2 separate regions of the Homo sapiens genome follow, and region 1 is linked to region 2. Evidence: chromatin contacts called from ENCODE Hi-C or POLR2A ChIA-PET data. All regions are on one chromosome and are shown on one strand. Each heading gives the region's core, a stretch centred on a gene start or an enhancer-like site at or near the end of the contact. The rest is flanking DNA. Distances are from core to core; before and after follow the strand shown. Region 1 holds the start of NOL7 (nucleolar protein 7). Region 2 holds the start of C6orf52 (chromosome 6 open reading frame 52).

Evidence for each region. Hi-C counts contacts between places; a loop is a spot of excess contacts on that map. ChIA-PET counts read pairs that join two places held with the same protein, here RNA polymerase II (POLR2A). Pooled maps may share reads with other maps.
Region 1: a loop to region 2 is called in a pooled map, with 16 times the contacts of the local background. The contact joins the promoter of NOL7 here to the promoter of C6orf52 in region 2. A Hi-C loop is called at or near these places in 5 of 50 pooled maps. POLR2A ChIA-PET finds 5 or more read pairs at or near these places in 2 of 52 experiments (HepG2 and T-cell).

Annotation. Positions count from the first base shown.
Region 1 is chr6:13,613,904-13,616,603 of GRCh38, forward strand. It overlaps NOL7 (nucleolar protein 7), which reads left to right and starts at 1,432. Exons shown (of 8, transcript NM_016167.5): 1 at 1,432-1,721; 2 at 1,809-1,869; 3 at 2,560-2,618. The coding sequence starts at 1,456. It overlaps SIRT5 (sirtuin 5), which reads left to right. Exons shown (of 10, transcript NM_012241.5): 10 at 1-1,255. It overlaps LOC124901263 (a long non-coding RNA gene), which reads right to left and starts at 1,299. Exons shown (of 2, transcript XR_007059461.1): 1 at 1-1,299. RefSeq lists an enhancer at 645-814.
Region 2 is chr6:10,693,327-10,696,026 of GRCh38, forward strand. C6orf52 (chromosome 6 open reading frame 52) reads right to left here and starts at 1,290. Exons shown (of 5, transcript NM_001145020.3): 1 at 1,168-1,290. It overlaps PAK1IP1 (PAK1 interacting protein 1), which reads left to right and starts at 1,646. Exons shown (of 10, transcript NM_017906.3): 1 at 1,646-1,743. The coding sequence starts at 1,660. RefSeq lists enhancers at 1,204-1,253, 1,262-1,864, 1,294-1,673.

The DNA of each region.
Region 1 (2,700 bases), core at 182-2,681, 2.9 Mb after region 2:
TCTGACTAAGGCCTAGAGATTTCAAAACTGTTCTTTGCAATTCCTCTCATACTGAACCTCTGGTTCAGCAGCTTTTTTTGTTGTTGTTGTTTTCAAGTTTTATCATTTTTGTTCCTATTTGGTTTTGTCGTTTTTAAATTGAGAATTGCTTCTAAAACAGAAGACATGAAAAGAGAATTAAAAATACAATATATGTGTAAGATAGAATTATTCAACTTAGCATTTATTAAACATCTACCAGATGATAGACATTAGAAATAAAATGACTAGCAAGACCTGGCCCTTCCCCTCAGGGGTTCACAGAATGGCTGGAGCAACTGTCATATAAGCTGTTATGAAGTGCAGAAACTACACAGACATTTGTGCGGGTTCAGACCAGCGCAATTAGAGATGGGCAGAGTGGGATGGGGTAGGGGTAAGGTGCTTGAAATTTGCCTGGGTGGGAATTTTTGAAGTATAAAAAGGACTTCTACCTGGGGGGCTGCGGCAGTAGAGGGAAGAGCACGGTCGGTACAAATGCATGGCAGGTGTGAAACAGTTTGATTTGTTCAAAGAATGATGAATCACTTAGTGTTGTATAATGGATGGGAGGAGAGAAACACAGCGATCACAAAGGGCCATGTTTGCCAAGAAATAAAATATACTTGGAAAAAAAGTACGTATGTGTATATACCACAAAACTCGGGTGCATTCTCTAGGGACCGGCGAAGCCATTCTTTCAGGAGATATGCTCAGCATTTGCCACGGGCCAGCTGCTGTTCCAGGTCGTGGGTTAGGGCCCGGCACCAGGAAGGGCGCCCCTCCCACAGGGCCGACATCCTAACCGGCGTCGCTGCGGCCGCGGAGCTGGGAAGGCCGAGGGCGCCGGGCACGTCTGTGCAGATTTCTTTAGAGTCCAGGTCTGTCGCCCGCGTCTTCGTCGGTGGCAGCAGGGCTGACTGGCCACGGCGGCCATCTGCTAGAGCGCATTTCTTCCCATGAAACGCCACCTCCTCCGAAGTGCGGAGCGAACGCAGCCAAATCTACACAAAGACTGACAAGCTGGATCCACTCGACGGAACCCAGGGCCAAAAAACGGCGGCGAGCAGCGCCTCGGGCCCGCGATTACCGGTTTTCTGAGCACCGGACAGCGTGAGCCGTGCCAGCCCTGTCTCGCCATCCCAGCCGAGGAGGGCAGCGCGATGGCTCTTCCCTGCCTTGAAATCAACCCCATTGCCAGCCGCTTTCGCCGGCAGAGCATTTTCCGTGGGGTCCATCCGGCTCCAAGGCGGCCTGCGCTGGCCACGTGGAAAGAAACACGCCCACTGCCTACAGGCCACGCCCTTCCTCCCTTCGCGCATGCGCCCCACCCGTCCTGAGGACCTCCGAACCTGCAGGGGGCGATGAAAGTAGGCTTGCGCTCCGCTTGTAGCTGCTTCCGGGTCAGAGGTCAGACGGTCTAGCGCTGCGTGGGCCATGGTGCAGCTCCGACCGCGAGCGTCTCGCGCCCCGGCGTCGGCGGAGGCGATGGTGGACGAGGGCCAGCTGGCCTCGGAGGAGGAGGAGGCGGAGCACGGGCTGTTGCTCGGGCAGCCCAGCAGCGGCGCGGCCGCCGAGCCCCTGGAGGAAGACGAGGAAGGGGACGATGAGTTTGACGATGAGGCCCCGGAGGAGCTGACTTTCGCCAGCGCCCAGGCGGAAGCGAGAGAAGAGGAGCGGCGAGTGCGGGAGACCGTGCGCAGGTTCGGAGCCCGCTGCCCGGCGGGGAGAACCGCCCTTTCTCGTCCCGCTTGTCCTTCCCTTTGCTGACTTATCACCCTTCCTCCCAGGGATAAAACGCTCCTGAAGGAGAAGAGGAAGCGACGCGAGGAGCTGTTCATCGAACAGAAGGTTAGAGGCTAGGGAGGAGGTGTCTTATTAAAACAACTCGGCTCAGGGAGAATTCCTATGGTGGATGTAATTTGGGTTGGCAGGATATTGGAGTGGGGAAACAGTCACCAAGATTGCCTCTGACAGTGGTGGAAAGATGCTCGGGCCGGGCGCGGCAGTACTTTAGTTGGACGAGGTGGGCGGAGCCCGGGATGTCGAGGCTGCCTGGAGCCGAGATCACACCACTGCGCTCCAGCCTGGGCGACAGAGCGAGACCCTGTCTCAAAAAAAAAAAGTTCGTCTCCTTTAGTGTCCACCAACTGAAAATAAGAGGTTGCTGTGAGAATTAAATGAGGTGATTTGTAAACTGTAAGGGCTGTACAGACTTAGTGTATGGTTGCTTTGCTGTCTGATACTCGACACAGAGAGCTGGCTCCAGGCAGACATTACTTAACTGCTTTCAATTTATAACAGTGACCTGAGGGTTAGAATACCGTGGGCACCCTTTCTAGTTTTCATCAAGTCTTTCAGAGAATGTGGAGTTTTGTGGACCCGGTCTTCCCATAGCTTAGAGGTATGGGGGCAGTTTCCAGCCTAATTCATTTCTTTGCCTAGATGTAGGGCATTCTTAAAAGCGGTAACTTCAGAAGCAACTCCGGACATACTATGTACATGACTTTCTATTAATTTTAAACGTTTTCATTCCAAAAGAAAAGAAAACTCCTTCCAGACACTATTTTGGAGAAGTTAACCACAGCTTCACAGACTAAGTAAGTAATGGATCTTTTTATATTACTTGCTTATATACACCCATCTTTGAATTATATACTGGTACATTTATTTGAATCCATA
Region 2 (2,700 bases), core at 40-2,539:
TGCCTTGCTGAGAGATCTTTTGTCTCCATGCTGACTTTTCTTCGTGTCACCAATTATCTATTTCTAACAATAACAAGGTCTTTTCTGCACTGCAGTGACAACCAAAGCATCCCAAATGAAATCATTTCTGCAAGACCCAAACTAGCCTCTATTAACACGTACTAACAATTCAGAACACCAGAGAAGAAAAGTTATTGGAAACAAAAGGGTCTAAGCGCTGAAGCACTGTATCGCACTTGAAATGGAGGCTGAAGATTTGAGAAGGATGGACTATGCATCTTGTTTACCAAATGACCTACTACGGTGTTTATGAGAACTATACGAACCAAGATTTACTCTGTTGGGAGCTTGTAGGAAAGCTGTAATGTCTAAGACATACCTGAATCTCTAAACCTTATTAAATAAAACTTTTTTTTTCTTTGAAAGGGGGCCTGGCTCGTCCCCCAGACTGGAATGCAGTGGAGCGATCTCGGCTCACTGCAGCCTCGACCTCCTGGGCTCAAGCAATCCTCCCACCTCAGCCTTCCGAGTTGCTGAGGCCACAGGCGGGCGTCGCCATGCTGGGCTAATTTATAACATTTTTGTAGAGACGGCATCAAAATATGTTGCTCAGGCTCACTTTGTTTTCCCAACTCTCAAATGAAGGCTCTGGCCGGGCGCTGTGGCTCACGCCTGCAATCCCAGCAACTTTGGGAGGTCGAGGCAAGCGGATCACCTGCGGTCGGGAGTTCAAAACCAGCCTAGCCAACATGGAGAAACCCTGTCTCTACTAAAAAATACAAAATTAGCCAGGCGTGGTGGCGTATGCCTGTAATCCCAGCTACTCGGGAGGCTGAGGCAGGAGAATTGCTTGAACCCGGGAGGCAGAGGTTGCGGTGAGCCGAAATCGCGCCACCGGACTCCAGCCTGGGCAAAAAGAGCGAAACTCCGTCTCAAAAAAAAAAAAAAAAAAATGAAGGCTCACTGCTCCCTCCCCAGGAGGTGCCGCAACCTTGGCCAATACAGCCCCAGAGTTAGACAAGCAGACAGAGAAAGTGTGCAGGGCTGGGGTTCTGGCCCGGGCAGACGGGAACGCGGACACATCTAGCACTCCGAGTCCGTCAAGGCAGCGCGAGCGCTGCGCCGCTGGAACAAGTCACCGCGAACCCTAATCCCACCCCTCCTTACCCTATTAACGACAGAAAGCCTCGTTCCGCTGGTCCCTGAACAAAAACTCCTACCCTACTAGTACACAGCCCACAACAATGCACGCTGCCGGCGCTACAGCCCCTAAGCAACCGGCCGGAAGTCGGCCCCACCTCCTCCTGATGTCACGGAAATGAAGGGCTTCGCAGAGGATGTCCCGCCCGCTCCCTTCAGACGGGCGTAGCTGGCACCTTCCTGAGATATGCCTGCTTGCCCCCGATTTTTTTCTCCTTGCAGTGAGAACCTCCTCATGTGGCATCTTTACTTATTCTCTTCTTGGAAAATCCATGTGACCTCCCCGCGCTTAAAGTGTTTCCACGTTACAGGCGACTTAAAGGCAGCCCTGGAGCCTGACGTATAATTCGAGCGCCGATGCAGAAAGGAGTCAGGTGTTTTTTTTTTTTTTTTTTTGGTTTCCGGTTCTGTCACCTCCAGGCTGAGCCGGGCTGGCGGAAGAGGCACGTGCGCTGCTGAATGGAGCTGGTCGCTGGTTGCTACGAGCAGGTCCTCTTTGGGTTCGCTGTACACCCGGAGCCCGAGGCTTGCGGCGACCACGAGGTGAGATACCGCGTAGTTAGAGACAGTCGGAGGCGGGGCCGGGAAGGTCGGGTTTGGTTCCTACACAGCAGAGGTGAACATTGGAGCGCCTGCTGTTCACTGGATGATTTGATGAATCAAACCTAAGAGACTTAAGAGAAAAGCTAACCTTTTAAACCGTAGAATGGACATTTTATCAAAATGAGGCAATATCTGCCTTTTCTAGTAGACAAAAGGTCCACGGGACACAAAGGAAACCGGCATTTCTGCATACGGACAAATGAGTCGTAGATTGTGGATTTAAGGATCGATCCCATAAGTTGACAGTATTCAGAATTTAATGAAAGAAGATCTCGCTCTTTTGCTGAATTTCTGCCCTGGAATTTTACAAATTACTAGAACTAGATTAGGATAAATCCCTTATAGGTAAAGCGATACCAATTCATTATTTGTTGGGAACTTATGGCGAGCTGGGCGGTGGAGATGCAAAGATGCTGGAGGTATGGATCTTGCCTTAGAGACGTTGCCTACATAAGGGGTGGAGGACTGAGGAGACGCATAGATGGAGAGAAATTACAGCAGAATATGATATTACTAGATGTGTGAATAGATAAAAAGGTCAAATAAATTATCAGTAGTCAAATAGGTAGATAGGACTATACTCACGACTAGGAATCCGACCTCCTAACATCTAGCTCACTTTTATTCTTGAAGCAATTCTAAGCATTTTCTAGAAAATTGAGTACAGTACTTCTTTATGAAGTCAAGGCGTCGGTCTTTAATTATCCAGAAAATTTGGAAGTATATCACTTGGCCTATTGCTTTCGTTTATTTTGTTTCCTACTCCAGTTATTTGCTCTTTGTCTTTGGCTGAAAAGTGATGTGTTTTGAATAGTCAAAGATGATGCTATTTAATTTTTTTTTTTTGTAGTGAAATTACTTAACTGTGTTCCAGACACACAGTAGTCCTCACAGCAA